Linked DNA regions of Mus musculus: region 1 is linked to region 2. Evidence: chromatin loops called from intact Hi-C (ENCODE). Cell type or tissue: left cerebral cortex. All regions are shown on one strand. Each heading gives the region's core, and the rest is flanking DNA. Links, peaks and the distances in the headings are about the cores only.

Region 1 (16,058 bases), core at 4,902-12,901, 890 kb after region 2:
GTGTGCGTGTGCGTGTGTGTGTATGTGTGTGTGTGTATGTGTGTGTATGTGTATGTGTGTGTGTGTGTGTGTGTGTGTGTGTGTGCAGTCTAGACTGGCTGGCCACTGAGTGCTCCTCTCCCCAGGGCTGGGCTACAGGTATATACTGCCATTCATGGCTTTTACATGGATGCCAGAGATTCGAACTCAGGTCCTTAAGCTTGCACAGTGAGCCCCCGTCTCTGGCCTGAGAAGTGACACTGTAATAATAGAGGCTGAGCATCCTTTATCCAAAGTGCTTGGGGACAGAACTGTTTTGGATTTCAGATTTTTTTTTTTAAGACAGGGTCTCATTTTAAAGCCCTGGGGATACTGGAACTCACTCTGTAGACCAGGTTGGCTTCAAACTCACAGAGATCTGCTTGCCTCTGCTCCTTGAGTGCTGGACTCAAAGGTATGTGCCACCACACCTGTCTTGGATTTCAGTTTTTAAAAACTAAATACTTGTAATATATGCATAACGAGATAACCTCATGATGGGACCCAGGGCAACACAGAATTCACTTGTGTTTCCGTTACAACCTGTACACAGGCCTAAAGGCATCTTATGCATCATTTTTGCCTATTTTGACTTCACCCCTTCACGAGAGGTTGCGTGAGGGGTTTTCCAGCTATTGTTCCATGTTGTCACTCAGGGGGGCTTTAGATTTGGCAGTGAGATTTATTTGATGTTGAAGGTTGAACATCCCTAATGCAAAAAAATTGGAAAAGCAAACTTTTCTGTAGTACCTCTGGGGTGTCAACCCTGGTCTGAGAGCCTGACACTGACTTCCCTTATTTTGTTCCCACAACACGAAGACACCAGTAGACTCAAAATGCCCCATTTTAAGAACAGGGAAACTGAGGCATACGCAGATTGCCCAAGCACATTACGGGTAGGACTAAGACCCAAGCCAGAGAGTCTGGCACTTGAGTTTCCATTTCTAAACACTCCCAAACAAATCATCCTTAAAAAAGAATCTCTGAACTCATCTAGGGAGGCAGCTTAGTGAGTCAAGCACCTGCTGGCTCACTCAAGGCAGGAGTACAGAAAGGCAGATGTGAGAGTGTGGAGCTATATTCCCTTCATTACTTCTGTAAGATATACATAGAGGCAGAAGGGCTACAGGAAGCTCTCAGGCCAGTGAATAACAACAGCAAACAAAAAAGAGACCTTGTCCCAAGCAGGGAGAACAAAGGGGACAGACAGACAGTGCGGTTGTCCTAGGACCTCCACATGCATGAGTTGGAACCCACACACATAAACTGTGAACACGCAGAAGCTAGTCTAAACCTGTGTTACCATTGCATTCATGTAATGCAGCTTTTTGCACTTGATCTTAGCCAAAAGGCTGAGACGCAATATAATGTAGCTTTTTGTAAAATCATAAACAGAAGTATTATACCGAAAACGTTGAATGTCATCATCAGATACCAGATTCTTAATGACGAGAAACCCATTTTCTTCATAAAATTTTCTCTGCTCCAGGGTGAGGACATTATTATCCAGAGTATACCTAAAGAAAAAAAAAAAAAAAGAGCCTCCAAGTAAGTCCCCATTTTAAATTACAAGCTAGCAGTATACCTGAAAGAAAGAAAACTAAATTCAAGGCTTCAAAGCCCTAGCCAGAAGGTTTATTCAAGGCCCTAGTCAGAAGGTTTACAGACTTAAAGCCATAAAGATAAGAGAGTCGGGCGGGTGGACACAAAGGCTGTAAAGTCATCCCAGGAACCAACTAGCCACTGAGATAAAAAAAAAAAAAAAAAAAAAAAAAAGGCAAGGACAATCTCAGATGAGTAATGGGCTACCTGCTGATATGGTTTGAGCTTAGCCAGATGCCCTGCCAACCAAGATAAACACCCTCCATTTAGAGTTACTGTCACATACTGCTCACTGATGTTTAAACTGCCCACTTGTGTGTAACTGTGCCAATTTCCCCTATCCCCCCACTCCTTTCCTATATAAACCCCTAACTTTTGAGCCTTAGGGTCAACACCTCTGTCTCCTGCGTGAGATACGTGTAGCCCGGAGCTCCGTCATTAAACTACCTTGTGTGTTTACGTCAAGATGGTCTCTCTTGATTCTTTGGGTGCACGCTATCTCTTGACTCGGGTGGGGTTATCCCCACGGAGGTCTTTCATACCAAGAATCTGTCTTACTATCCAAATCTAACTGGCCTGGAACTTGCCAGGTAGGCAAGGCTAGCCTTGAACTCAGAGATCTGCCTGCTTCTGCTTCTTGAGTAAAGGGACCAGAGATATGTACTCCCACAGCCTGCCTGCATTTGTACTTTTCAACTCAACATTTCTATGTGTATTGCTTTAATGAAGTAGTGAGGACAAAGTTTAGAGTGTTAAGTCCAAAACATAGGTACAGTCACCAAAAATGTGTATTACTGAAAAAAATATTAACCAAGGAATTATATCTGTACAATAGATGTTAAAAATGAAGGGCAGAATACTGTGGGCATACTTATTATAATAGGATAAAAATCATATAAAACAAAATACAGAGGGAGAGGAAGGAGAGAGGGCATGTCAATGTCTGTAGCTGAGCAGTTGCAAAGCAGTTTTGTTTTAAAACAATGGTTGCCTTTCAGTAATGATTTAAAATTCTGAATTTTAAATTTTCTACAGTGTGAAGAGCCAGAGAACTGCCATGACAGTAGTGTGTGTAGCCAAAGTCATGAGAGCAGAGTGTGTAGCCAAAGTCATGGGAGCAGGGTGTGTAGCCAAGAGGAGCTCCTATCTTTGTTAAGTTTGTAAAGGGATTTTCTCAAGAGGCTTTGATGGCTGAAGTGCCTATAGGCTGGAGCTGCAGAAATAAACTTTGAGCCTTGACCAGAACACTGTCTTGGTTCCATTCTTCTATGGCCCACAGCCTTTTCATTCCCAGCGCTCCTTTCAGGTGACCCTGCTCGACCTTAAGCCACTGGATGGCTACAAATAAGCATTGTCTTTCAAATGGAAGATCAATTCAATGAAGTATATGTGATATGTATAAGATAAATATTTCTTAAGTTAGGGTCTCACTTTGTAGCAGTCTTGAACTTGGAACCTCCTGCCTTAGCAAAGTCTGGGATTCCAGGAACACACCACACCCAAATCATACATTTTAAGTAGTCTAGTCAGTACACTCTCAGAAGCAACCCACCCACTCCTTAAGGTTGGTGCTGTGGCTTTGTCTACGATATTCATGAAGGTTGGGTGCTCCCCTTAAAAACAAGGCAATACTCATGTCAGGTGCTGGACTACAGTTGTCTCAGCTGCTCAGGAGGCTGGAGAGTCCTAAGCTCAAGACCTGGTGAGACCTTGCTTCTTACACACAATCTCTCTCCATTGTGTTTTGTGTGTGTGTGTGTGTGTATCTGTCTGTCTGTCTCTGTCTCTGTGTCTTTCTTTCTGTGTCTCTTCATCTCTCTGACTCTCTTGTCTCTGTGTGTCTCTCTCTCTTTCAAAATGCTAGCCAATATGTCAATAACACCAATATAGAAGTAAAGTAACGTGACATGTGATGCTTGGATTTTTCAAGGGTAAAATTATGTATTTTCTTTCTCTCTCTTTCTCTTTTTTTTTAACTTCTTTTTGGATCTTAGCTATGTTAAGAAAACTTAGGTTCTCCATAGTTCCCCAAAGCAGTACTGGTAGACCATTTTCTGGAAGCAAAGTGTGTTCTACATGGATTCTAGTTGGGTAGCTTGCTGCATGTTATGTTACCTGGTTGTACAGTGGACATTCTATCCCAGCTACTACTAGAAAAACTTTTACAAGCTGTCTCAGTTAAGGTCAATATTGCTGAGCTGAAACACCATGACCAAAAGTGACTTGGGGAGGAAAGGGTTTATTTGGCTTACACTTCCACATCACTGTTCATTATTGAAGGAGCTCAGGGCAGAAACTCAAACAGGGTAGGAACCTGGAGGCAGGAGCTGATGCAGAGGCTATAGAGAGGTGCTGCTTACTGGCTTGCTCCCCATGGCTTTCTCAGCCTGCTCTCTTATAGAACTCAAGACTACCAGCCCAGAGATGGCCCCACCCACAATGGGCTGCTGGACCCTCCTCCATTAATCACTAATTAAGAAATCCACCAGATTGCCGACAGCCCAATTTTATAGAGGCATTTCTCAATCCAGATTCTTAGATGATTAACTCTTGTGTCAGGCTGCTGTAACACACTAGTCAGAACACATACACAGTGAAGTAACAGGCAAAAATGAGATCTACTTACTGGAATTGTTCAGGCTGGAAACTGGCAGGGGAAGCCAACCCTGATACAGGCTGGGCTACCTAGGGGAGAATTAAGGAAAAGAAAGAAGAAGGCAGGAGACAACCTTTTTGCCAAACACCAGCCACAAATCCCCCAGATTATACCTGTAGCTCCAGTCAGCCCCAGTCCCAGGGTTTCCTTGTGCTAAGCTACTGAGCAAATAAGATACCAAAGGTCACGCTTTAGAAGGGAGAGCACAGCTTGGGCCTCGTGTGACTGCAGGCTAAACTGGAAGGAGCTTGGACGTCATTAGGGCACAAAAAGTCCAAGCCACACCAGTGAAGTAAACACTGAACCGTCACTCAGTAACTACGGGTTAGGAACAGCCCTTTTCTGTTATCTTTTTTCTTTTTTTGGTTTTTCCGAGACAGGGTTTCTCTGTGTAGCCCTGGCTGTCCTGGACCTCACTCTGTAGACCGTGTGTTGCTGCTTTTGGAGTGTCAGTTCCACACAGGTGTGGGTGGAACCCAGCACTTGGGAGGCAAAGGGGGGGGGGGTTGAGTTTCATCAGCTTGGTCTACAGAGTGGGTTTCAGGCCAGTCAGGGCCACACAGTGAAAGCCTGTGGGTCTCAAACCCACCAAGAGACCCACAATGTCACTTCACATGAACTTGCCATCTACTCGTGTTCACTCATTTATTGAAACAGGATCTCACTGTGCACCTAAGGTAGGGCCTGGGTGTTTTATAGCCCATCTGATCTCAGTTTCTTCTGCCTTCATCTTCCAAGTGCTGGGGTTACAGGTGTGCATTGTCAGGCCTGGATTGCTTTTAATTAATTAATTGATTAATTGATTAATTAATTAATTAAGGCTTTATGACTTTTAGAGACAGAGAACATGCTACATGAGCTAGCCTTGAGCTTAATAATGTAGCCACGTATGATCTTGAACTGATCCTCCTGCCCCCCACTTACTTCCTGCCAGGTGAAATTATAGACAGGCACCACCATATGCGGTTTATTGTTTTTCTTGCTTTCTTTCTCTTCTGTTTTTTGTTGTTTTGTTTTGTCCTTTGTTTTTTTGGTTTTTTTTTTTTTTGTTTTTTGTTTTTTTTTGTCAGAATCCCACTACGTAGCCCTGGCTGACTGGGAACTTGATATGTAGACCAGGCTGATCTTGAACTCACAGAGACTGTCTGCCTCTGCTGAGATTAAAGGTGATTGCCAACTATCTATTATTTATTTACTTTTTTATTTACGTATTTAATGCATATTGGTGTTTTGCCTGCATGTATGTCTGTGTGAGAGTGTCAGGTCATTTGTTGCTGGATGACAGTTGTGAGCTGCCATGTGGTTGTTGGGATTTGAACCCAGGACACCTCTGAAAGAGTAGCCAGTGTGAAGAGCAGTCATTGCTCTTAACTGCTGAGCCACATCTCCAGCCTCACAATTCCCACTCTTGTTCAACTTTCCCAATATAGCATTGCCGCAAGGACATATAGACCTCAGTGCTCCAAACTGGTCACCTCGGCCCTTCTCCACTGTTTCTTGGACTTTGATGATGTGGGAGAAATGTTAAATGATATTGAAATATATGACAGAGATGGGGGTGTGGGTGGGGTAAAGTGAAAAGAGACGCAGAAGCTGTGACCCAGGATGACCCCAATTATGCAAATACAAAACATTCCTTGTTCCCTAATCCACACTGCTTTTTTTTTTTTTTGGACAGGGTTTCTCTGTGTAGCCCTGGTCGTCCTAGAACTCACTTACTTTGCAGACCAGGCTGGCCTTGAACTCAGAAATCCAATCCGCCTGCCTCTGCCTCCCAGATTCTGGGATTAAAGGCGTGTGCCACCACTGCCCAGCATCCACACTGCTTAGAAGCAAATTAAGGCTGAGGAGATACGGCCTCAATTTCTAGAACTCTACTTACATAATATATTCCCTATGGCTCTTGGTCAGCACTATCTAATATCCAATACTAGCTGCTAGCTACATCTGGCCATTTAAATTGAAAAATGATTCAAGTTAAAAGTGTATACTTTGCCGGGCGTGGTGGCGCACGCCTTTAATCCCAGCACTCCGGAGGCAGAGGCAGGTGAATTTCTCAGTTCGAGGCCAGCCTGGTCTACAGAGTGAGTTCCAGGACAGCCAGGGCTACACAGAGAAACCCTGTCTCGAAAAACAAAACAAAACAAAAAAAGTGTATACTTTAATCCCAGCACTTAAGAGGCAGAGGTGGTGGTCTCTGTGAGTTCTAAGCCAATCCAGTCTATAATAGCAAATTCCAGCTCGCCAGAGATGCGTGATAAGATTCTGTCTCAAAAATCAAGCAACCAATAAGATCCAAAGAGTAGTGAAGAGACTGCATCAATTTCAGTCCAAATACATCTAGTACCAGTATATCCAAGGTTCTCAAAATGTAGCAAACATCCAACTGCCAAGAAAAAACCAGACTGTGATATTCCATCCCTACATGGCCTGCAGGTCTAACCACTGCTTTAGTCCAATACACACTAATCAGGGTCTTTCCCCATTAGTTTCTCAGTGTAAAATGAAGTTACATTATTAGCCTGTAGAGTTTAAGCTTGAGGTAAGCCTGGCACACCGCTGCTTATAAACCAAAAGCCCCACAGGCAGAATAACAGGGAAGGCCAAATAAACAACTATTATGATCAGCCTCGGAGGTGGCAGGCACTGAAAACCCTAAACCATTCATTTTTAGCAATTTCTAGGGCGAGGGGCCAACAGTTTGATGCTTCCTCCCATCCCCCAAGAGTCTGAGTGTATGCATGTATGTGTTTGTGTGTGATGTGTGTGTACACACACGTGTTCGTGTGCATAACTGCTTCCAAGCCTTGGTTTAGTGTTTTGTTTTGCTTTTTAGACCGTCTGTCACTTTTGGCCAGGATGGCTGGCCATTAAGATCCTCAAGTCTGCCGGACGGACGGTGGTGGCACGAACCTTTAATCCCAGCACTTGGGAGGCAGAGGCAGGCGGATTTCTGAGTTCGAGGCCAGCCTGGTCTACAAAGTGAGTTCCAGGACAGCCAGGGCTATACAGAGAAACCCTGTCTCGAAAAACCAACCAACCAACCAACCAACCAACCAACCAACCAACCAACCAACCAACCCTCGAGTCTGCACCTGCACCTCCCAGGGGGATCACAAGCATTTATCACCAGGCACTCGCTTCTGAAGTCGCTTTCCGGGAACCAGTTCAGTCCTCAGGAGACTGGGGACACCTGGCCCCTGGAGTGGGAGCTTACACAGCTAGTGGGATGGTGACAGACAGAGGGCAGGTGGAGATGGGCAGCTAGCTACCTGCTGGACAGGGTCCTGAGCCTTCTCTTTTTGGCGACTGGCGCCTCCTCCTGACCTCTGAGAATCCCTGCCTCTGCCGGCCTTGGTCACAGGCAAGCACCTGTGGGCAACTGTCCTTGGTGTTTCTGGATGCAGAAGTCAACTCAAAAAATGGCAAGCCTCTTTGTGATGACGTCGTCACCTTTCGCTTTATGCTTCCCGCTTTACACCAGCAAGAAACCACGGTTTCTTGAAGGCTCAAAATGCTGCCTAGAGAAGTCCCACCAGAGAGCCCTTCCAGAAGACGAGGGCTCTCTGGGGATGCAGCCTCCACCCGGGAACCCTAGGGATGGAGACAGGGAAGAGATGGCGGCGCAGAGGCTCTCTTATGTCCTTGAAGCCACCACCAGGGCGGAGAGGCTCCTTCGAGCCTGTGAGCCCTTCCACAGCCCAAAGGATACAATCGTTGGGGCCGAGGGTCGGCCGAGGTGTCCCAGAAGGACCTGCAGCCGGGCGCCGGCGCGCGTAAGATTCATGGTGGGGGCCAGCAGACGAAACTGCTGCGCCCAGGTCACACTTAACTTACGGCAAGGCCCCGCCTCCTAGTAGAGGGTGGAGTTCTGTCCAAGGGCAGGACACAGCGCCACCTCCCCCAGGCTGGGGGTTGGGGAGCTGGGGATGAGGGAGCGAGCCTAGGCTGTCTGGAGTCCTTGCTCCCCGCCGCTGTGTCTTTGTTCTAATCTGCAAGGTCCGAAATTTTGCGACTGGGGTGATGCAAGCCGAGCAGCCCGAGGCCGTTAGGGATCTGAGCCACCCTTTTAACTTGGTAGTTTTAATCTATGAACAACTAATCTATGTGACTAGTTCTCCCACTAAAAATTAAAATCATCTGTGTTATTCAGAAGAGACATTAAATTTAGCGTGAATTCATCCTAAAATATTAGAAAGTTTGGCTGTTAGTTTTTAAGAAGAGCGATCCACACGGTCTAGGATAACTTACATTACATTTTTGTGTGTGGTGGTGGTAGTGGTGATGGGGTGTGGTGTGTGTGTGTGTGTGTGTGTGTGTGTGTGTGTGTATGTATGTATGTATGTTTGCATCCTTGTTTGTGGAGATCAGAGAAATAATCTTCAGGGAAGTTGAGTCTCTTTCCACCACCTGAGTTTTGGGGATCGAACTCTGATGGTCAGGTTTGTTCAGCAAGCTCCCTTAACCACTGTGTATCTCACCAGCCAGTATAACATGTAAAATTTCTTATGTAGCTAAAAACTGTTTTCTTTAATCCCAGCACTTGGGAGGCGGAGGCAGGGGGATTTCTGAGTTCGAGGCCAGCCTGGTCTACAAAGTGAGTTCCTGGACCACCAGGGCTACACAGAGAAACCCTGTCTCGAAAAAGCAAACCAAACCAAACCAAACCAAACCCAAAACAAAACAAAACTGTTTTCCTAAAGTCTTTGAAATTCAACCACTACACATAATCTCAATCTCTTTGTCTCTCGGTCTCTTAAGAGAGTTACTTCTAGATTGCTTCTAGTTACTCCATAAACATGTTATTGTTTCTTAAATGCTTTCATTAGATAATTTGGTGACAGTGCCATAGTCCAGGAGAGACAAGCAAGTAACCAGCTGGCTACTTCCTGTTTTCAGGTTGCAGAGATTTGCCCTTTGTGCCTTGACCTTTAGGACGAGATTCGCTTAGCTGAAGCTCCCAGGGCCGGCTTGGTCATTTGCTTATCTCCCAACCTCATCTGTCCAGCCTGAGCAACCTGGTGGAAGCCTGACCATGTCCTGAGAGACCGGCTTAATTAGCCCACAGTTTAAAAGCAGGACTGACTGCATTCCCCCCCCACCCCCCACTTGGGAAATAGGTGTGTTCTTACTGCCCTCACCTGGTGCAAAATGGGAACTGCAGGGAGAAGGAAGAAAACAAAACTGAAATTAGTCTGAATTTGGGTCACCTCAAGCAGAATTGAAAGATTAAGACCGTCATTCTGAGGATGACTGGTTTCCCTAAAAAACAGAGAGAATTATGGCTTTGGGGCCTGTCTTAGGGTTTCTATTGCCGCCATGACCATGACCAAAAAAGGAAGTTGGAGAGGAAAGGGTGCATTCGGCTTACATTTTTACTGATCTGTTCCTCATTAAAGGAAGTCAGGACAGGAACTCAAACAGGGCAAGATCCTGGAGGTGGGAGCTGAAGCAGAGAACATGACAGGTGCTGCTTAACTGGGCTCGTTCTCCATAGCTTGTTCAGCCTCTGCTTTCTTCTAGAACCTAGGACCACCAACCCAGGCCACCAGCCCAGGGATAGCACCACCCACCATGCCCTGGGCCTTCCCCATCAATCACTAGTTAAGAAAATGCCTAACATCTGGACCTTCTTGAGGCGTTTTCTCCTTGAGATTCCCTCCTGTCAGCTAACTTTAATCTGTCTTAAACTGACATAAGACCAGCACAGGATGAGAGATTGTGGCACTCAAGATAGAATTTCCTCCTGGCTCTGTGTGTAACGTTTCCTAACCTGTATTTTTGTTTGTTTGTTTGTTTGTCTTGTGGTAACTGAGCTTAGAACCCAGAATCCCCCATAAGAGGCAAGCACACTAACAGTAAGCTATCACACACAATAAAACAAAAATAAAAATAATAAGCAGATAAAGCAAAGGAAATGATTTCATAGCCAATCCTGAAAGAATGATAGATGATATCTGCAGTCCTAGATTCTCTCTCCTGATTTTCTCTAAAGCCCAGGTCATTTCTGAGCTCATCCTGCTAACGAGCTGCTCTTCGCAAGCGGCCACCATGTGCTCATCTAGGGGTTCTGTCTCACTGCATTCTATCCCATGCAATCCTCTGCGTGCGGCCATGTGGAGTAGGCCCGCAGTGGCTTCCTCTCCCTCCTTTTCTGACTGACCTTCCCTCTCCTGAGATCTGTAGTCAGTCCTTTTACATCTTCGTTCTGTGAAAACCAGCTTTCTCAGTCACCTCCTCCAGCCTCAGACTTTAAACTTCAGCCTTCAGGAGAAGATCTCAGATTTGTAACCCTATCTTGGAATGTTAAACTCCAGACTATGTGTCCAAAGACCTCTCTCTGTGTCTCTCTGTGTCTCTGTTTTTCTCTCTGCTTTTTTTTTTTTTTTTTTTTTTTCACTTTGCAACAGAGTTCCCTGGAACTCATTCTATAGATCAGGCTGGCCTTGAACTCAGAGCTCCACTTGCCTCTGCCTCCCAAGTGCTGGGGTCAAAGGTGAAGACCATCACCACCCTCCTTTGTGGGGGATGTGGAGGTCAACCTTGTGAAGGAAAAAGTGGAATGGAGAGAGAAGCGCCACAGGATCGAAGAGCCCTGATCTGCTGTACTTGGGATTTGATCTAAGATGGCTCCCGGAACACCTGTGAGACAGCAAAATGGAACACGGGCCAGATGGTGGCTGCCCCGCCTCTTCACAGAAGTCCTAACAGGTGATGACACTCCCCGCCCCCCCCCCCCCTTTTGAGTGACCTTATTAGGCAGGGCTTTCATTGGGGCATGGTGATGGTATGGCAAGACACAATTGGCTGAGGATTTAAGGGCCTGGCTCACTGTATGTAAGCTTATGCACAATAAACTCACATCTGCACCCTGACGCTGCTCTCTGGAGTTTGAGTCCCAGGATTTATGGCAGGACTCTGTCACCTCTCACCCCTCATCCTGAGCTCTCTTTCCAGATTCTTTCCCCACTGAGATTTATATAAAGAATAAATCCATTTTCCCTCCCAGCCTCTGATCAGGAGTGAAGCTCTGAGACTAGTTATTTATTAAGAAATGCCTAGGCCACTATCGTTGGCTCATTCCCTGACTAGCTCAAAACTTATTTAACCATTCAAACTGCTCTCTGTCTGCCACATGCTTAGTCACCTGTCCTCAGCTTTCTGTCCAAGTCTGGGGCATCCTCTTCATCCTAAAGTGAGGGCAGCTACCCGCTGGTTTATGTTCGTCTCCCCAGCGCTCCTGGGGAAATCTCTCCTGTTACTCCATCCTGAGTTCATCTGGGTGACTTGTTACCTCTGCTCAGATCTCATGCTTCTTGAGTTCATCTGGGTGACTTGTTACCTCTGCTCAGATCTCATGCTTCTTGAGTTCATCTGGGTGACTTGTTACCTCTGCTCAGATCTCATGCTTCTTGAGTTCATCTGGGTGACTTGTTACCTCTGCTCAGGTCTCATGCTTCTGCCTCCTCAGTGGTCCCTGGCAAATCTCCCTTTATTTTACCCTGAGTTCATCTACCTTCCTGTTAGTTACCTATTACCTCTCCTTCAGTTCTGACTGCTTTTTCCCTACTGGCCTCCTTCAGGGTCCTCCCTAGCATCTCTCTTGAATCTCCCTTTAGTCTCTATTTCCCAGAACCTCTCTCTTCCTGCCAGTGTCCCACCTCCCATTATTCTGCCTCAGCTCATTGGCCATAGGCTTTTTTATTGACAGGTGATGCTTCTAAGAGATTCTCTCTACAAAAATGTCTAACACATCAGAAGGAAACCTCTTGCTCTCTCTTTCTCTGTAGGTGCTGGGAATTGAACCTGAGTCTTCTATGAGAGTAGCCAATGCTCTTAACCACTCAGCTATCTCTCTACCTCCACCACTTTTGAGACAAGATCTTCATGAAGCACAGGTAGGTCTTGAATTCATTATAAAGTTGAAGATGACCTTGAACTCCTGATTTTCCTGCTTCCCCCTCCCACGTCCTGAAATTACAGGCACACACCATCCTATCCAGTCCCAGGCTTTTTGGGTTTTTTTTTGTTTGTTTGTTTCTTTTTGTTTTTTTTTAAATATTTATTTGTTGGTCTGTTTTATGTATATGAGTACACTGTAGCTGTCTTCAGACACACATCAGAAGAGGGCATCAAATCCCATTACAGATGGTTGTGAGCCACCATGTGGTTGCTGGGAATTGAACTCAGGCCCTCTGGAAGAGCAGTCAGTGCTCTTACCCACTGAGCCATCTCTCCAGCCCAAGGCTTATGTTTCTTATGCTTCTCCCCCAGAGGTGGCACTATATTAGGAAACAGGGTGTGGGGCCTAGCTGGAGGTGAGCCCTTGGGGATATACTATCTGTCTTAGTTAGGGTTTTATTGCTGTGAAGAGACATTACCATGTATCCCTGATAAAGGAAATCATTTACTTGGGGCTGGCTTACATTCTCAGAGGCATATTCCATTATCATCATTGCGGGACTGTGGGTGTAGGGGAAAAAGGGGAATGGGAGAAAACCCACATCCCACCAGAGTTCCAGTGCTCTGAGTGGGCAGACACGGGAGGACTGTGCATGCTTTCCGTGTGGCCCAAGGTGGGCACCTGTGTCAAGCCACTTACCCCACACAGCGGGTTGTGGACAAGGGGCAACTCCAGGTACCAGGTTCTCAGCCTCTGGCATCCCACGCTGAATCTGGCGAAGGAGCAGAGAACAGAATAGGGGCCCAGGGGGCAGCACTTGGCCCAGAGATAAGGGAAGAGAGGGCAGAGTTAGAGGGGGGCACTGAGTGGCTCCCACACAGGCAAGAGTCCTTAGTCCAGTCTGTGGCTGCAGTGTAGGAAGGCCTTCTGGCGGGAGGTTAGACTCAGCTTGTTAGGAGAAAGCCTATCCCCATTGTTCAAGCTCAGCGGGCCTTGATGAACAGAGACGGTCCATGGTTTTAGAGCTTTATTGTAGAAAAGCAGGGAGAAAGGAGAGAAAGTAAAAAGAGAGAGAGACAGGCCATGGTCACATGGAGAGAGAGAGAGAGGGAGAGAGAGAGGTTATCTAATAATCAGAGTAAGAGAGGTAAAAGCTTAGAGAGAGAAAGGAGGGGCCAAGCAGACCCTCTTATAGTGGGCTGGCTATCTTGCTGTTGCTAGGTAACTGTGGGAAGGAGTCTAGCCAGAATGCCAGAAGCTTGGAACATTGTCTACGTGACTGATAGCCACAAGCCTCTCTTGAGAGGGGGGGGGGGGCTATGGGGGCGGTAACTTCGACAGGAACCAGGGGTCCAGGAGACATGATCGAATGCCTTCTGTCCCATGTAGGTGGAATTTACCACCCACCAGGTCCCACCTCAAGACCCGGGGTTCAAGACCTTAGCTGGACTGGAGACCAGGCTGTCTGTGCATAGCCCATTGCCCCACACATCATGGAGGAAAGCATGGCAGGGTGTGGGCAGACTTGGTGTGGAGGGACTGAGAAATCTACATCTTGATCCACAGGCAGCAGGAGGGGACCGTGTGCCACATTGGGTATTGCTTGTACATAGGAAAGTTCAAAGCCTACCCCTATAGGACACACTTCCTCCAACAAGGTCACACTACCCAATCATTTCAAACACCTAAGTCTATGGGGGCCATACTTATTCAAAGTGCCACACTACCTACCCATGGTCTCTACCTGTCCTGCTATCTACCTCGGATCTTCCAAGAAGTGAAGAACACCTTCCTCAACTGATCTAACAGGAACTGTGATATTCTGCCTAATAGAATGAGACCAATTTCTAAACAGGTCCACTTCTTTTCCACTGCCTCTGCTGGGTGGTGGGCTAGAAGGGAGGTTAAAGCATTTAAGAACCATCATCGAAAGCAGGTCTGAAAAATCTCAGCTATGGATGCATTCTTCATAGTGTAAGGCAGGAAATTTAAGTTTGATCCCTAGACCAAGTTGGAGCCAAGAAAGAAAAATAGTTGGGCCCTGAAGCAGCCTGTTCCAGGAATTGGCTGACCACAAAAGTTAGATTAAAATCTTGAGAAGCAGGGAATTTCCCCTTGTGATTTTTAGTTCCACCTTGTGATTTTTCACTGGCATTTTTGATTTTTCCAATAACACCCTCCCTACACCCTTGGGTTATTTTTTTTTTAATACCCCCTTTCCCAGAGTCGGCCCCAGCGTGCTGGTTCCTATCAATAAACCTCGTGTGATTGCAGCAAGGACGGTCTCTCCTGAGTTCTTGGGGGGTCATGTCATCCTGAGACTTGAGTGAGGGTCCCCCCTCTTTGGGGGTCTTTAGTCGATGTTCCTATAGGAATCAGCTCTTATAGCACACAGTCCCTGGCAAACCAGTTCATTTAAGCTGCACTCTATAAACTCAGATGTGTGCCTTTCCAAATATGGGCTGATCGAGAATGGACTATGTTGTGCACAGCTCTGCAGTCAGGCTGACAGATAGGTCTGCAAAACTCCAGGACCTATGTCACCAGCCTCAGTTTACACTTCTATCTGGGTCTTGGTTCCAATTAGACAAGAGACTGTAAGATACAAGGAATACTTCTGCTGCATAAAATTACAGAAGAGTTCAGCATCTGCAGTAATTGCCACAGCTGAAATACCAACATGGCAGTCATGGGTATGGCTTGAATGTGAAATATCCCCTATAGGCTCCCGTGTGAGCACCCGATGTTGGATCCCTATAAATTGCGAGTGCTCGGCCAAAAACCATGCTCATGCTTAGCCTAAACATCAGTCAGTTCTGGCATTCTGGCTAAGAACTACTTAAAAAAAAAACAAAACTTCAAAAGAAAAATTAAAATCTTTTTATTCTTAATTGTGTGTATGTCCAGTCGAAAAGGATTAGGAAATAGCAAGAAATGGTCAGATCAAATCAGGATCAAATGTCAGCAGGACAAACATTAAACCCAGCTCGGTGCCCAGGATTGGAGCATGTGCAGTTAAAATGCAAGCTCCAACCCCAGCAGCTTTGCTGGTGGTGATCCACATGGTCCCTTTTCGGTGGGCTCTACTCCCTGCTTGCAGCTTTCCTTGGGGTCTCCACTGAAGCCCCAGCTTCCATCCCAGAGCTTCAGACATCACGCCTGCCTGGGAACTGCCTGGAAGGTTTCTTACCCTGATGTAGTTTCCTGGCCTCCCAGGTCTTTGAAATCTAGTTGAAAGCTGTTCTACCCTTAACAATCCAAGACATTTCCTCTGCACATTGCAAAACCACAACATGAAGGATGCTGAGGTTTTCTTGAGTTGCAGCCTGGAACCTTGGTACTAGGGCTGCAGGGACCTCAGATTTCCAGAATGGCTGAAGGTAGAGGGAAACACTTTTCTTGGGGGTGGGGGAGGCATAAGCTAAAATGTCTTCACCTTTGGGGCTTCAGCCAATTCCTGAGATATCCTTATGGCATCTTCATTCAAAGAATGCTCTGGGTTCTGCTGTGACAAACACCATGGATGAAAAGCAGCTTGGGGGGAGGAATGCATTTTTTTTCAGCTTCTGTCCCATTCATCACTGAGGGAAATCAGGGCGGGAGCCATGTTAGCATCAGGTATGCTCATTCATTTCTTTCAGCCATTTTCCTTTCACATCCCAGGACCACTGCCTTGAGGGCTGCATATGGAGGAACATATGGATGATCTGAATAAAGACATTGTAACTGGAACTGGAGAGCTGGCTCAGCCATTAAGAGCACTGGCTGCTCTACCAGAGGTCCTAAGTTCAATTTCCAGCAACCACATAGTGGCTCGTAACCATCTGTAATGGGATCTGATGCCCTCTTCTGGTGTGTCTGAAGACAGTGACAGTGTAC
Region 2 (16,058 bases), core at 4,375-12,374:
GGAGCTGGTTCTTTGAGAAAATCAACAAGATAGATAAACCCTTAGCCAGACTCACTAGCGGGCACAGGGAAAGCATCCTAATTAACAAAATCAGAAATGAAAAGGGGGGCATAACAACAGATCCTGAAGAAATCCAAAACACCATCAGATCCTTCTACAAAAGGCTATACACAACAAAACTGGAAAACTTGGACGAGATGGACAAGTCTGTCTGTCTGTCTGTCTGTCCGTCCGTCCGTCCGTCCTTCCTTCCTTCCTTCCTTCCTTCCTTCCTTCCTTCCTTCCTTTCTTTCTTTCTTTCTTTCTTTCTTTCTTTCTTTCTTTCTTTCTAAATTGAGGCTATGGAGATGGCTCAGTCGGTAAAGGGCAAGCTTGGGGACCTGAGTGTGGGTCCCCACAATCCACATAAAGCTGAATATGGCGGTCCTTCCGAATTCCTGGCACTAGGGGTGGAGGAAGGGACATGTGGGAAGCCCAGAGCTTGATGGCTAGCTAGGACAGTCATGTAGTGCTTGGGCCACAGTTGGTGCAAATGTTGGGGAGACATGAGATGTGGCCTTGTTGAAGGAGGTGTGTCCTGAGGGGTGGTCTTGAAGGTTTCAGAAGCTAACATTTTATGTGTGTGAGCGGCTGAGAGAGGCTTATTACAGGGCCCAAGGTCTTGATGGTGATTTTATTCTTGACCTTAGGTTCATTGATTGTTTTCTTCCTTCCTCTCTCCCCCTTCCTCTTGCTTCTTCTTTTCTTCTCTCTTTATTTCCTTCTCCTTTTCATTTTATTTACTTACACACTGTTCCAGGCTGACCTGGAACTTACTGTGTAGCCTAGGCTAGCCTAGAGCTCATAATAGTGCCCCTGCCTCACGGTCCTGGTACACACATGCACCATCACGCCAGGCACTTCCTGGTTTCCTATCTTAGCCTGGATTATGTCTGAGACATAGGTTATCTACCCTAGACTATTCTGCTTGTCTCCGTCATGCCTGGTGTCACAACATAGGAACTCCATTAATATTCTTAGTGCTTCTCATGCTGGCCCTCGTGGGAAAGAGCAGTTATTTTTAAAGAATTGAACAATTGTAGTGATTTTTATTAACCTGACATTTCATGGCTTCAATTTTGATCAACCTGAAACGACCTGTAAGATTTATTTTTGCTTAAGCAATGTTAAATGTACTCATAGTTAGTTTTGAAGTATAGCTACTTCGGGTAACCTTAGTTGAACTTGAAGCAAGGGATTTTTGCTTTTAAGGGCAATGAGGTCCTCAGGTTGCACCTCTGAGTGGTAGGGCGCGGTAACAGACACTTCCTGACTTTCTTATGGAAAGAAAATTTGGTTAATGATAGCTTTTGTTTTCCTTTTCAACACGAGTCCTGCTTGAGGCTAAAGTCTTGTCAGTGTGTGTATTAAGTATTTCTCTCTCTGTCTCTGTCTCTGTCTCTCTCTGTCTCTCTCTGTCTCTCTCTCTCTCTCTCTCTCTCTCTCTCTCTCCTCTATCCCCTCTATCCCCACCCCCAGCCTCCCTGTGCCTCCCCACTAAACTTAACCCAGGAGTTTTAGTAAGAGTTCTAGCACCTCCATCCATGAGAGTCATAGTGTACCTTCTGACTGAATGCTCCTTTCACCCTTGTTACCTCAGTAGTACATGGCACACGTAAACATTTGCTACTGTAAAAACAGAAAGGCCATTGGCAGCTTAATAAAGCACACTGTGTACCTTTCTTTTGAAACGTGTTGTAGATTATATCATTTGGTTCCCAGTTATTAGTGGTTCTAGAAGTCTGTGTTCTCTGGATTTCAGCTAGTCAAGTTGACCACAATTGTTACTGTTTGCAATGTGAAAACATAAATGATTGCAGAGTGCCAACGTGCCACAGAGTCAGGGAGGCCAAAGGCTTTTACACTGGGTTTGTGTTTGAATGGCTCGATGCTTCCCTTCCTCAAACTGGATCCAAGGCTTCATGCCTGCTGAGCATAAACCTCAATACCTCACTACCCACTACCTTCAAGACAGCCTTTAAAAGATTTCTCTGTGCCCGAGAAATCCTGTCTTTCATTGGTCAGCACATCTGTTAGCTGAATCCTTCTCCTGTGACAAAGCAAGAGGAGGAGGATCTAGTTCTGCTCACAGTTCAGGGGCCTTAACTGCAGTGGTGGCCTCGTGGCTCTGTGCCCACAGTGAGGCAGAGCAGTATGGCGGAGAGCTACCCGCCTCCTGGTGCCGGGGAAGCAGAGACTTGGTCTGACTTCATACACTCACCCCACTGCTGAGTTCCCGGGCTTACAGCTGGAGACACGTATTGAACACATGAACGTGTGAGGGCCATCTTACTTCCAACCGTAATAGCCACAAGGGGGGAAGTGCTCTTGTTTTCTTCATGCTCGGTTTTCACAATTGTATATTACATATTACGAGTGATGCACATGTACAACTACCTTTTTTTCCCACCAATTTTGTCAAGCTCCCTACAATAATGCATGTCAGTGGTAAATTAAAAGTAAAAATGAGCCAGGCGGTGGTGGCGCACTCCTTTAATCCCAGCACTTGGGAGGCAGAGGCAGGCAGATTTCTGAGTTCGAGGCCAGCCTGGTCTACAGAGTGAGTTCCAGGACAGCCAGGGCTACACAGAAAAATCCTGTCTTGAAAATCCAAAAAATAAAATAAAATAAAACAAATAAAGATGAGTAGCAGTAGAGGGACGGATCACCTGGGCTTTCCCCCTTGTCCTGGTTTGCTTTGTTTCTCTGTTGCTGTGATAAAATACAGACCCAAAGCAACTTGGGGAGGCAAAGGATTTATTTCGTCTTCCTGCTTAGAGTCATTATCAAGGGAAGCTAAGGCGGGAACTAAAGCAGAGGCCACGGGGCGGGGGGGTGGGGGGGGGCTGCTTACTGACTTGCTCCCCATGCCTTGCTTAGCTACTTCCTTAAACAAGGACAGCTTCCTTGCCCGGGATAGCGCTGCTCGCAGTGGACTGGACCCTCCCGTATCAATCATCAATTAAAAGAGAAAATGCCCCCACAGACCTGTGCACAGGCCAGTCTGATGGAGGTAGGCTCCCACTAAGCTCCCCCTTCTCAGGTGACTCTAGTTTGGGTGAAAGAGACACAAAGTAACCAGCGCTCGGTGTCCACAGCTTTCACCCATCTTCATTGCTGATGCACACCCATGCCTGCTAATCTCATGGGGTTCTTGTCTTCATATTCCTGTCCTGCTGTGGCATGTTTCCCTTTGCCTCAAAGTGGATCCCCTTTCTACTTCCTCCTCTCCCTCCCACACATGACAGCCAGCAAGTTGCTTCCTTGTTTGTTCCATCGGAGTATTTTATTCTCCCTGGTGTTCTGAAATGATCTGTGTACCTGCTAGCTTCCTCTGTCATGCCTCATAAAGCACTTTGGGGTCCTAGGTGATTTGTGGTCCTGGTGCCTAGTCCAGGGCTTGGCACAGATGGGCGTTTTGTAATACTCTATTTTATTGTTCATGAAACAGTCCTTAGAGGGGATGCTTAACGGAGGGTTGTATGGTTCTGTCCAAGGTCTTTTGCAATGACAGACATTGTGGCTTTCTGTGGCCAAGCTACTGTCCACAGAGCAGTCCTCAGTGTACTCCTCAGGGTTATCACTAAGGTGGATGGTGCTGCCATCCTACCTTCACTAAAGATGGAGCATAGCCATGTTGCGTGGCTCTCAGTGGCAGAGCTGATGTCATAGAACAGTATGCAGCCTGCTGACTCCGCAGCAGGACGGACACCGAGAGTGGACAGACTTACCGTCACTCAGAGCTGGTCAGCCTGAGTTGTGTATCGTCCTAGCTTATTTGCCAAGCTTGGACTTTTTTGAATTTTAGATTCTTTGCCCATTGACAGGAAAATGGAGGTTACTGGAGCTGCTTGTGCTGTGTTGAGGATTAAATGCGCCTGCGTAGTACTCAACAGCAAGCAATGCTTCATGGGATCAAAGCTCATATTGTTTATGAAGATGTCTGCATAAATTAACAAAAAAATTGCATTTTTCTCTCCAAAGGTTTATTCATTGCACTGATGACTCTCCAGACCCTTGTATAGAGTACGAGGTAAGCGGCTTGTTCGCCTTAGACCATTGAGAATCCCGGACAAAGGTCCTGGAAGTGTGCTGCTTATTTGTAAATGAAAAATTGTAGTCTAATTTCTCTGGGAACGTAAAACGGCTAAATTTTACATTTAAGAAATTTGTCGTACATATAGAAGAATATATATTATTTTTAGTTGGGGCATGGTGGAGCATGTTGGTGCATGTCTTTAATCCCAGCAGAGGCAGGCAGATGGCTGAGTTCAAGGACAGGCTGGTCTACAAAGCAAATTTCAGGCCAGTCAAAGTCACACAGTGAGACTCTGTCTCAAACAAAAGAGAGGGCAGGGCGGGGAGTATCTTAGTCATTGTTCTATTGCTATGAAGAGACACCATGGCCACAGCAACTCCTATAAAAGAAAATATTTAATTAGGGCTTGCTTACCATTTCAAAGATTTAGTTTATTATCAGGATGTTTAGGAGCATGGTGCCATGCAGCAGATATGGTGCTAGAAAGAGGTCTCCATCCAGATGGACAGGCAGCAGGGAGAGAGGGAGCACTGGGCCTCGCTCACCCTCCTCAACACACTTCTTCCAATAAGACCACACCTCCTAATAGGGCCACTCCCTGGTGACCAAGCATTCAAATCCATGAGCCTATTGGGGCCATTCTTACTCAGGCCACCACAGAAAGAAAAAGAAAATGTACTATTTGTAGACTATATACTAGGATATATATACTGTACACAGAGAATATACACAGTCTTGTATAACATAAATGTCTTTGTACTTTTCACCCAGCCAAATCTAGTTCAGTGTCTGTACCTTCATGACCTGTGCCTGCCAGCCAGGGCCACAACCTACCTGCTCTCCATAGCCTTCAAAATAGCACCATGAGCTGGAAACCTGTGGCGGACATCCCAAACTCAAACTGCATTACTGAGAGCAACACCATCCTCACTTTAGTGGCAGCTCCTTCTCCCACTCACTCATCCTACAGAGAAGGTGGAGAAGGTGGAGAGCGATGACACGGACTGAGGAAGGATTGGAATTGATGCAAGCTCCAGGCTTTGCTCCATTTTCTGAAGATTTACACATAGATACCTCTCAATGGGCAGTAGTCTTAAATATAGCTAATTTCTTAACTAATTAATTGATTCTGGAGTTTTCTTATCCTTTAAATGCTGCATAGTAGACTATCACTTGTAATTACTCTTGATTCCTTTTGAATTTGTACTGTCAAATACAGTATTTCTGAACAGTAACTGGTCATCATTGCTTTTTAATTGTAAAACATTTTCATATTTGGTTTTATAGTATCTTAGAATTAGTACCATGATTAAAATTTCCTTCTGCATTATTTGCTTCTAGACATCTCTAGATATATGTGCTTTCAAGATCTGTCTAGGGACTGGGGTTGCAGCTTAGGAGTGAAGTGTTTGCATGCCATGCTTTAGGTCCTGGGTTTGTCTCTAGCATCATGGAGAAAATATTGTCCACTGATACTCACTGTACTAAATATTTTTATATTGAAAGATCTTCTATGAATATATTGTCTATATGGAACATTGAATTTATTATTTATTAGGCCACTAAATAGTTACTAGGTCTTAGAGGGTTTGGTCTTTACATACAAGTATGAATATGCCTCCCCCCCACCCGGCTTATTTCTAGAGCGTATTTTCCCATGTCAGTCTTTTATAACACTATTTATATGCACATTGCATATTTATATCTACTGTTTTGCTGAACAGCTTACTGTGACGCACCTGTTATGTGTTAGGATTTGGTGCTAGGTATACAGGACCTGCACAGAGTGTTATTTACTCGTTCACTGAGGTATGGTGCTGGTTGAAATGGTGTCTAATGGTGTCTGAAGCTGAGGTTTACTTCCCAGTCCTCTGCTGTTTGATGCGGCAGCAGCATGCTAAGACACTGGAGTTAAAGCTGGGGAAGTGAGGTTCTCAAGTAATTACAGTGAAAAACGTTGCAAGCAGAGTCCCATACAGCATATGCTCCTGTCTGTGTACTTAAAAACGTTTCCATCTGCTGTGCACTTGGTATTCCTGGACCACTTCTTGAAAGACAAACAGGAACCAGAAAGCTCGGGTTGCTTCCGAGGACTACAGAAGAACTGGGCAAGGAGAACGGCTTTACCATTTCGTACTTTAAAAACCAATTAGTGTGTGTTACTTACTGCTGTTAGTGTACCACACTTGCTTAGTTTGTTGCTAGTTTGAAAATGACTGTAGCCACGTTACACCCACACTCGTACCCCAGGATTGACTTTTAATACATAAGAACTGATAATATTTTAGTTTGAGACTCACAGGGTTTTTTTTTTTTAATATATTTAATTTGTTCACTTTATTTTATGTATGAGTGTTTACAAGCATGTATATGCACTGTATGTGTGCTTGGTGCCCACAGAGATCAGAAGAGGGTATCAGATCCCCCTAGTACTGGAGTTATAGGAGGTTGTAGACCAACCTGTGTGCTGGGAATTGAACCCAGTTCTCTGCAACAGCACCAAGTGCTCGTAACTACAGAACTATCTCCCTAGCAAATACCACATTTGCAAGGTTTAACCCAGAGCTCTCAGCAATGAAGGATGAACTCAGTGCATTTGGAAGTCTTAAGACATTTAATAAAAAACTTAATTTTCTCTAAGAAGAGGAAATTATTACCAGATAATTTAAATGCCAGAAAAACTGAGGAACCACTACCCAGCTAAGACCTCAGTGATAACAGCTTGGTCCTTCCCTTTCTTGAAAGAGGGAGAGAGGAAGGGCAGGGAAGAAGAGGGAGGCCGAGACTCTCATAAGTAGTTTCTATAACATCTTAAACTTTACAAACAGATGTGCTGCTGCCTGAACCCAGGACCCCAGTGCTGAGAAGATAGATAGATAGATAGATAGATAGATAGATAGATAGATAGAGACAGACAGACAGACAGACAGACAGACAGACAGACAGACACTCACTCTTCAAGAGGGACACAATATACAACCAGCAGGGCAGCTTGTGGCGCAGTGGTGGTGAGATTTGCCTTCTTTATCTGTTTCTAATCTCTCCAAATGGTGACCCCGTCTTCGCTAGGATGCTCCTCAGGCTCTGAGCTGCTTAAGCAAGCGCTGAACCGCTAAGCCAAACCTAAAACCTCAATTCTGATAGGGTTGCAGCTCCTGTCACATCTCCTGTTTTAGGTGGCCTCTTTATCACAAAACCACTTTTAATGACAATCATTATAATAAGATTTTCACATGAAAGGCTCTTCTCATATACTTCTGTTATATTTATTCCGTGTCTACAGCTTGTTCTCCGAAAATGGTGTGAATTAATTCCTGGGGCTGAATTCCGATGTTTTGTCAAAGAAAATAAGCTTATTGGTGAGTTCTTCTTGTCCTTGAAGGTAATCTTTAATGTGTATATGTTTCCAGAAAGTGAGCCCAGATCCTAGTACATGCTAGGTAAGTGCTCTGTTATAGCCCTTTCCCCAGAGGAGCCTTTAAAAGAGGATTGCTGACAAGGTGGCCCAGCTGGTAAAAGCCACCAAGCCTGATAGCCTCAGGCCAGTCCCAGAGCCTGTGTGGTAGGAGAGAACTAACTCCCAGTCTTTGACCACCATGTGCACTTGCTTAATCAAAGGTGTGTGCCCCTCACACACTCGTGTGTGCCCCTCACACACTCATGTGTACCCATGCACATTAATCAAGCAAACAGTAAACTTTATTTTTAAAAGAGAAAGATAACTGTGTTGTAAATTTTAGAATTTCACTTTTATGGTTGAGTTATATTTCATTGTGTGAATATATTAATTTTATCATTATTTTGATCATATATGTATCAGAGTGTCACACTACTTCATAAATATGTACAATGATCATGTTTCATTGGAAAATAGCCAAAGGAGAAAAAACAAGCTTTTGATGGAAATAGTTTCAATAATTAGGACAGGGGTTTGATATTGAGTCTGGAGTTCTGTGTTAATAAGGGTCCTGAGCCTGCAAAGACAAAAATCACATGATCATCTCATTAGATGCTGAGAAAGCACTTGACAAAATCCAACACCCCTTCATCATAAAAGTCATGGAAAGAGCAGGAATTCAAGGCCAATACCTAAACATAATAAAAGCAATCTACAGCAAACCAGTAGCCAACATCAAACTAAATGGAGAGAAACTCAAAGCAATCCCACTAAAATCAGGGACTAGACAAGGCTGTCCACTCTCTCCCTACCTATTCAATATAGTACTTGAAGTCCTAGTCAGAGCAATTCGACAACAAAAGGAGATCAAGGGGATACAAATTGGAAAGGAAGAAGTCAAAATATCACTATTTGCAGATGATATAGTATATATAAGTGACCCTAAAAATTCCACCAGAATGTTTCTACACAGGAAGGTGGCGCTGTTGATCCTGTCTGGACTCTAGAGATGGAGGGACAGCTTTTACCATTCTCAACCAGTGGTTAGAAAAGTTTTGTTTTACTCCCAGTAAAGTGCTTATTGTAAAATAAACATCATCAAAAGCTAAATTTTAACAGTCTTTCCTTTTTTAAAGATTTATTTTATTTACTTGTGCATACGTGTGTTGGGGTGTGCAAATGTCCATGGAGGCCAGAAGTGTTGGATTTGCCTAGTGTTGAAGCTGTAGGGAGTCATAAGATGTCTTAATGTGGGTGCTGGAAACCAAGCTCGGGTCTCCTGTGAGACAGTATATACTCTTTGTTGTTGTTGCTGTTTTGGTTTTTTTGGTTTTTTGTTTTCGAGACAGGGTTTCTCTGTGTAGCCCTGGCTGTCCTGGAACTCACTCTGTAGACCAGGCTGGCTTCGAACTCAGAAATCCACCTGCCTCTACCGCCCAAGTGCTGGGATTAAAGGCGTGCACCACCACGCCCGGCTCAGTGTATACTCTTAACTCAGCCATCTCTCCAGGCTCCTATAATCTTTCTGTTATTAGGGCATTGTTTATTACATGAGCAGAGAAAATATATGAAACAAGTCTGTTTCTTGTCTTCTTACCTCTGAAGATATTACCCTGTTAGCTGTCACTTACTCAGGCTATGGACTGAAGTAAGTTGTTCTTTCAAAACGTTTGCCACTGTGTTTTCTGTAAGGTAAAAGTTGTGGACCAAGGGACATGTAGCTGAGCATCAGCTCACCAGTTCTCATGGAATGGATGGAATGGTGGCATTTATTCTTATAACTAAGATAAGCGTAGGTGTTCCACTGTTACATATTCCACAGTTTAAGTGTGCTAGTCACACTTGGGTGTGTGACTAAGAACTCAGAGGCCTTTCCTTACAGCAGTCTGAATTTCAGGCTCTGAAGACCAATCACCTTCCGTAAAACAAACACAGGCTGCTTTTGTGAAGGCAGGCAGGTGTGTGTGAGGGCTCTTTTACATGTTCCCACCCCACCACCACCTGGAAGAGGATAGCGATTTGAAGAGACTAGCTTTAAACATGAAAGCAGCAGGTGCATGCATGCGCACGTCTAGAATTGCTATTGGAGGTTTTACTAAGCAAGTCTTTTTGTGACTGAATCCTTTCCACCGTGCTAAATAAAATAACGACTTCCAAAATTAAGTGTGTGGCATTCTGGAGCCTAAGATGCATTTATTCATAGACCTTGGTTGCTGAGCTATTTGGTTTGAGCTGCCGTGTTCACCTGTATGGTCTTCTGGCCAGCTTCAAAAGCCTCGATCACTACCTATGGTAAATTATGTTAATTGGTGTTTTATGGGCATCATCTAGTAACAGCTACTGAACGTTTTCTTGTCAGGTATTTCTCAGAGGGATTACACACAATACTATGATCATATTTCTAAGCAAAAAGAAGAAATTTGCAGATGCATTCAAGACTTTTTCAAGGAACACCTACAGTATAAATTCTTAGATGAAGACTGTGAGTATTTGCTATTGGTGCAATGAAGTGAGACCTGGCAATGGTCGCTGAGCCTCAATAAAGTAAAGTAAAAGTTGTGGACATCACTCTGGCCTGTCTTCAATACTCAGCTCAGTGTTCTGCACCCCAGCACTTTATTATGTGACCATTGGTGTCACTGATGACTTGTGTTCATGTCACCCCATGTAATTAGATAATGTTATTCAATACCAGGGCACTTCTCTCCACGCTCGGAGAAGCTGGTGCGTTTTACCAGATCTGTCCGTGGAGAGTAGAGTGCTTCTTCTTTTTAGCTTCTGTCTGTTATCTGGGGCAGAAACGGCTGCAGAGCAAACAACTGGGGGTTGTTTTGAGGAACTGAAAGTTTGTGGTATGTAAGAGAGTTTTCAAATAGCATAGAGTTAAACCTGTGATTTATGCCTTTCTTACTTGCCAAGCCTGGGTTCCATAGCATATTTAATTTAAAAAGAAGATGAATCGTGCTGTCTGATAATTACATTCTGTGCTTTCTTATGAGACTCATTTCCCACCTCAGGTATGTGATGGGAGTGCCTTTCACTCATAATTGTCTTGGTGACAGCTTCCTCTGCCCATGCAAGCAACTATGTTGCTATTTGGTTTGTGTTTTTAAGCATGAGCAATCATTACAGTTAGACTTTTATTTCATCAATGAGTCTGTTCATTGTTGTGTTGGGCAGGTTCCTACACTGTAGTCTAACGGGCCTTGGTCCTACTTGGTTCAAGCTGGCCTTGACCCTGCAGCCGTCCTCCTACCTTAGTTTCTCTAGTGCTAGGAAGTGTGAGCCACCATAAGTATTCATGGCTAATTATATTCTGCTGTGTTTAGTAGTAAAGTATACTTGAATTTTCAAAAAGAGATTTAGATTATGAAAGCATTCGCTTATTAGTAACTGAGTTTTTTTTCTTCTTTACAGTTGTGTTCGATATATACAGGGACAGTAGGGTAAGTACTGTAGTTAACTTGCTTTAAAACCAGGAATGGTGAACACAGTACACAGCCATTAAATTTATGAAGGGTCTATTGCTCAGAAAATGTATTCTCAAGATGAAGTCTGTGAAATTCACAATGTAAGATTATTCCTTACAGTAGCATATCCAGCATGAATAAATTCAGTGTGCTTGCTTTGGTGAATTTAGCTCCAGCTGGCCTGGAATTTGTTTTTTTGTTTGTTTGGTTTGGTTTGGTTTGGTTTGGTTTGGTTTGGTTTAGTTTTCAATACTGGGCTTTTCTGTGTAGCCCTGTTTGTCCTGAAACTCACATTGTAGACCAGGCTGGCCTCAAACTTAGACATCCTCCTGTCTCTGCTTCCTGAGTACTGGCATTGAAGGTGTACACTCAGATGGAATTTGTTATGTAAATCAGGTTGGTTTTGAACTCATGACCCTCTTGCTTTTGCCTCCTGTGTGATGGGATTACAGGGTGGTCCCTAAATATAGGACCAGCAATAGAACAAGTGAATAAATGACCACTTATGTCCTTCTTCACACTTCCTGGGAGGTCTAGACCTACTAAAAATCATTCATTGTATACACTTAACAATAGAAATTTGTCATTTGGTTCTTAGGTTTTCTCAAGTCAACTAAAAGGCTCTTTGTGTGACTTGCTTAAGCAAAGATGTAAATTTGTTTACATTTATTTTTTTTTCCTTTAATAGATTTTTCATTTAAACTTTTTGAATATGTTTATATTCATATTCATGTGGGAATCCTGCGCATGAGTGTGTATATTCATGTGGGCTGTGCACATAGCCAAAGGACAACCCCAGGTGTCATCCTCAGAAATGCTGCCTGTCTCCCCTGAAGCAGCAACTCTTGTTGGCTTGGAGCTCATCAATTAAATAAAGCGGGCTGGTCAGTGGGCCTCAGGGGTCATCCTGACTCCACCTCCCAGTGCCGGGGTACAAATGTGTAACAAGCATACCTTACATTTTTTCTGTGGTTTCTGGGGATCAAACTTGGGTCCCCAGGAAGATGAGGTAAGCACTTTACAGTTGAGTTAGCTCCCTAGCCCCAGATTAACACTTTTAACTTAAATTTATTTTTTATCTAATATATAAAAACATAAATTGGATATGAATTTAATGTTTGAGTGCATGTCTGCATCATGTCCTGTTTAGTTCTGGATTCCTTACATAAGTGAACTAATCCAGGCAAAGGGCAAGTACTACATGATTTCATTCATATGGGAAACCAAAGGAGTTCCTACTCAAATGTTTGTCATCCCTTTATGGTAAGAACATTCAAAATTCTCCCGTTTCTGGCCTGAGTTTACTGAACTGACAGCACATCCTCATTGTCTGGCAGGCACCCCAGCCTCCAGGATAGGTATAAGTGTCACTAGAGACGTTGGAGGTGACAGTATCCTATCCCAGTAGTTAAATGTTGGAGGCCCCAATGGTCTCCCCTCTGTGCAGTAGCATACAGAACTTCTTATTCTTCTTTATTAACTATTGATCATCTTCTGCCACGTCGCTCCCCACACCAGCCTCTGGTAGCCGTCTTTCTACCCTTGACCCGTGGAAGATCCCTGGTTGAGTTCACATATGAATGAGATCCTGTGGTATTTGCCCTTTTTCCTGGATTAGTTCACTTACATTACGCCTCCCAGTTCATCCGCATTGCCCCAGAGTACTAGGCAGCTATGTTTCTTATTGCTCAACAGTTCTGTTGTGTGTTTGGACCACATTTTCTTTATCTATTTGTCTGCACTTCCAGGTTGTTGTGGGTAGTGTGGAAATTGAGATTGGGGGACAACTGTTCTTTCAGGTATTCACGTCTTTGGATGTATGCCCAAGAACTGGGATGCTGGGTCATATGGTGTGTCTGTTTTTAATCTCTTTATTTATTTACATTGATCGTGTGAGAACATGGACTTGAGTGTGCTTCTGTCTTTCCACCATGTGGGTTCCTGGGATCAAGCCCAGGACCTCAGGTTTGTCAGCAAGTGCCTTCAAAGGCCGAGCCTCCCTAGGAGCCTCTTTAACTTTGTAGGGCACTTGCATGCTCTTCCTCAGCTAGACTAGCTTACCTTCCTCCCCACAGTCCGTGAGGACTCCTGGTCCCCAGATCCTTGCCAGTGCTTGTCGCCTTGGTACTTCTGGCTGGTGAGAGGCAGGTTCTCTGAAGACACATGTGAACACAGCACACATGCACACAATCACAAACACATCTGAAAGGACAGGGGAGCAGAGGTCGAGACAAGGAAGGATGCTTGGGAAAGTTCCAGCTGGACGGAAAGAAACCTCCGAGGCCTGGGAAGCAGGGTGAGTTCATAGACAGACATCTGATCCCGCAGGCAGGAGTCGCTTCTCTGCTTCCTGGTAAAGACGTTGGCAGCCTGCTGTGTGTGTCTGTGCTGTGCTAGCTGCTGTACTGCCCACAGGAAGCATCAAACAAGATAGCCTTGAACGTTGGAGGAAGTTATCTTGATGTGGAAGTGGCAGACTTGTGTTCGCGAGGTGTGGCCTGTGGCAGGCAGCATCTAGGCAGTTAGAACAGGGTAAAACCAGCCTTTTGTCTAGAACACGCTCCCTTCCCGGAAGGCTTTTATTATCATTTAGTTCTGTATCTCAGTCTGTATATGCTGTGGGGTAAGTGTTATCTGCCTGCAGTGTATAGATACTAAACTAGTTATTTCATATCGGCAGTTGAAAATGTTGGAACCTGCCAAGCTGCCTCCTGTCCCTGGCAAATGTCCTGATCACTAACTCAGTGGGGCTGACAGGTAGACGCAGCTGTTTAGCCTGTAAAAGAGTTGAGGAATTAAAGTGAAGTTGGACGAGTATATAAGTAATGGTAGCTGAGATCCTGCAGATCTGAAAAAGAGTTCATTTTTAAAAGCGAGAAGCATGCCAGTCTAAACATCCTGACAGTTTCCGTTCCGAGATTTAGACCATATTGTAAAACCCATTTGCATTTACTCAATGGTACGTGTATCAGAGTTTGTTAGACACTTTCTTGAATATATTATTTTGTGGCTATTCTTGTAGAAAGCTCACTCGTGTCTGTAAGTAGTTTGGCTCGTGACATATAACTGAAGTGTTTGTACCTAGTGACACTTTGGCGTGTCTATGTTTATTGTTGTTGGGCAACTTGATTCAGGGCTGTAGAGTCTTAACTGTTCTATGCACATCAGGTCAGTAGCCCACCCATTCTGTGAGTCTAGGATGGACACTGGGTAAGGTTTCAGAAGCCCCCTCAGGGATGATGATGTACGGCTAGAATTTAAAATCCTTATTTACATTGTGTGTGTGTATATAAGAGAGAGACACACAGAGGCAGAAGGTGGGGGGGTTTCACTGCATAGCTCTAGCTAGCTCAGAACTCACTATGTAGAGCAAGTTGGCCTGGAACTCACAAAGATCCATCTGCCTCTTATTTTAGAGTCTTAGAAAATCAATGTTGTTCCTTTCTAGTCTTTTCCCTGTGACTTGTGTTGCTGATAACTTGTTTTATTGCTTTCTGGACAGAATGTTGTTTAATTTTGAGTCTTGCTATTGTAAGTTTGGCTTTGTAACTTGATCATGCCAAACAAAGGAAGTCCAGCGTGTGCTGTGTTCTGCAGACTCATGGATCTAGACCAGGCTTGTTGCTGAAATATGTAGCTTTGGAAGCAAACGCGCATCCTTTTCAGATCAAACACATTTTCGGGGAAGGGATAGAATTACAGATGAGCAATACTGGCAGGGGTTCTTTGTGCTATTTCTTTATTTTTTATATGGAGACTTTATCACATGGGGAAAAAATCTTTCCCAATTTTTTTTCCTTTGGCCACTTGATTTTTTAGTTATTGAGCAACCGTGCATGTTAAAATCTTTTGGTTTCTAATTGTGTTGGTTTTTTAGTAATATATTTTGAAGTTGTGTTTTTAGATAACACTAATTCTATTTTGATGAAACATGATATAAATAAAAGGAGGAAATTTGGGTTTTGGCTCACTGTTTCAGAGGTTTCTGGCGGTGGCCACTAGGCCCCATCACTGTGAGCCTTTGGGGTGTGAGACATCAGAGAGGGGGCCGGGGAACAGAGCTGCGCTGATGGGCTTTTGTTTGCTTTTTCCCCTTGAGGGCCCTATTTGGAGTTTGTGGGTCTGCCCCTCAGGAGCTGCCTTTGGTAGCTGTCCTCTGTGGACACGCCTCAGCGGTATACTCTGAAGTGTGTCTCACCAGTCTCCAATCAAGTTGACGATGGAGATTAACCATAGCAGATCATTTCAATCAAAACCTTATCATTAAGTAGGGACCTTTTCTATTCCTAATACTAATTGGGCTTTTGTATGTTTTTCATTATATATTTTATCTGATATTAGTAGTGCTGCAGGCTTGGGTTTGTTTTGAGAATTATTCATTGTTTCTAATGCTTTCATGTTTAGCTGTCTTATATACAGATTGCTGCTGGGTTATTTTGATCTCTTGCTGTGTGATTTCTTTTTGATCTCGTTGGTGTTTGTTCACATACTTGTTGCAGTGTGGATCCAATTTTGTCTTTTTCTAGACATCCTACTCCCTTTGGTCAAAAGGGAGGGCTTTATGCCAGCTCTTTATCTGGCTTTTTGACCAATGGCTAGTATTATTTAGTATTACTTCACATAGTCTAAGAATATAGAAGTGGGTACCAGACTGATGTGTGCAAATGGCTCAAGTGGCAAAAGAAACTGATAGGATTTCTCTTGGGGGTTATACAAAATAGAAACCTTACTCATGTGACACATGGTGAAAACTTGAAAAGGCTCCATGCCATTGGTTGGATATTTCTAAAGCAAGCCCTATTAAGGCATCTCCTCTAAAATTGTGTTTTAACTTAGACAAAATGCTGTCTCTCAGCATTCTCCTTTGGCATGTCCAAATGTGTGCGCACACGGGTTGGGGGCGGGGATGGAGCATGAGTGAACATAAACCAGAGGAACAAAGATAAGAATGTCAGGAGCCATGTCTGCCGTGTGTCCTAAGTGGCTCTGCAATCAAATGCATGGGCTCTGATTTCCTGGACTGCACATACTCTGTGCTGACCACAGAGCAGGGAGGCATCCCCACTCAGCTCACTTGAACAGGGTGGACGAGAAAGCCCTTTTCAGAGATTGA

Evidence for each region. Peaks named below come from ENCODE experiments on the same cell type or tissue, not always from the same donor. Only the 100,000 strongest peaks of a DNase experiment are listed, where the experiment ranks them.
Region 1: a loop joins it to region 2, with 3.0 times the contacts of the local background. A loop is called at or near these places in 6 of 42 quality-filtered maps.

What each region holds. Positions count from the first base shown.
Region 1 is chr2:4,911,075-4,927,132 of GRCm38, reverse strand. It overlaps Phyh (phytanoyl-CoA hydroxylase), which reads right to left and starts at 8,137. Exons shown (of 9, transcript NM_010726.2): 1 at 7,989-8,137; 2 at 4,247-4,305; 3 at 1,425-1,535. The coding sequence starts at 8,063. It overlaps Gm46728 (a long non-coding RNA gene), which reads left to right and starts at 10,677. Exons shown (of 3, transcript XR_001783222.2): 1 at 10,677-10,987; 2 at 12,067-12,174. In left cerebral cortex, for the core only: CTCF peaks have their summits at 7,922, 8,132, 9,234 and 9,436 (motif pointing left); DNase peaks (open chromatin) are centred at 8,133 and 9,395; H3K4me3 peaks cover 1,751 bases; H3K27ac peaks cover 2,254 bases.
Region 2 is chr2:5,798,810-5,814,867 of GRCm38, reverse strand. It overlaps Cdc123 (cell division cycle 123), which reads left to right. Exons shown (of 13, transcript NM_133837.5): 7 at 4,024-4,072; 8 at 7,362-7,437; 9 at 9,835-9,957; 10 at 10,893-10,921. Among named protein-coding and RNA genes, the nearest start is that of Gm29984, 19 kb to the left of the region's middle. In left cerebral cortex, for the core only: a CTCF peak has its summit at 8,465; a DNase peak (open chromatin) is centred at 8,447.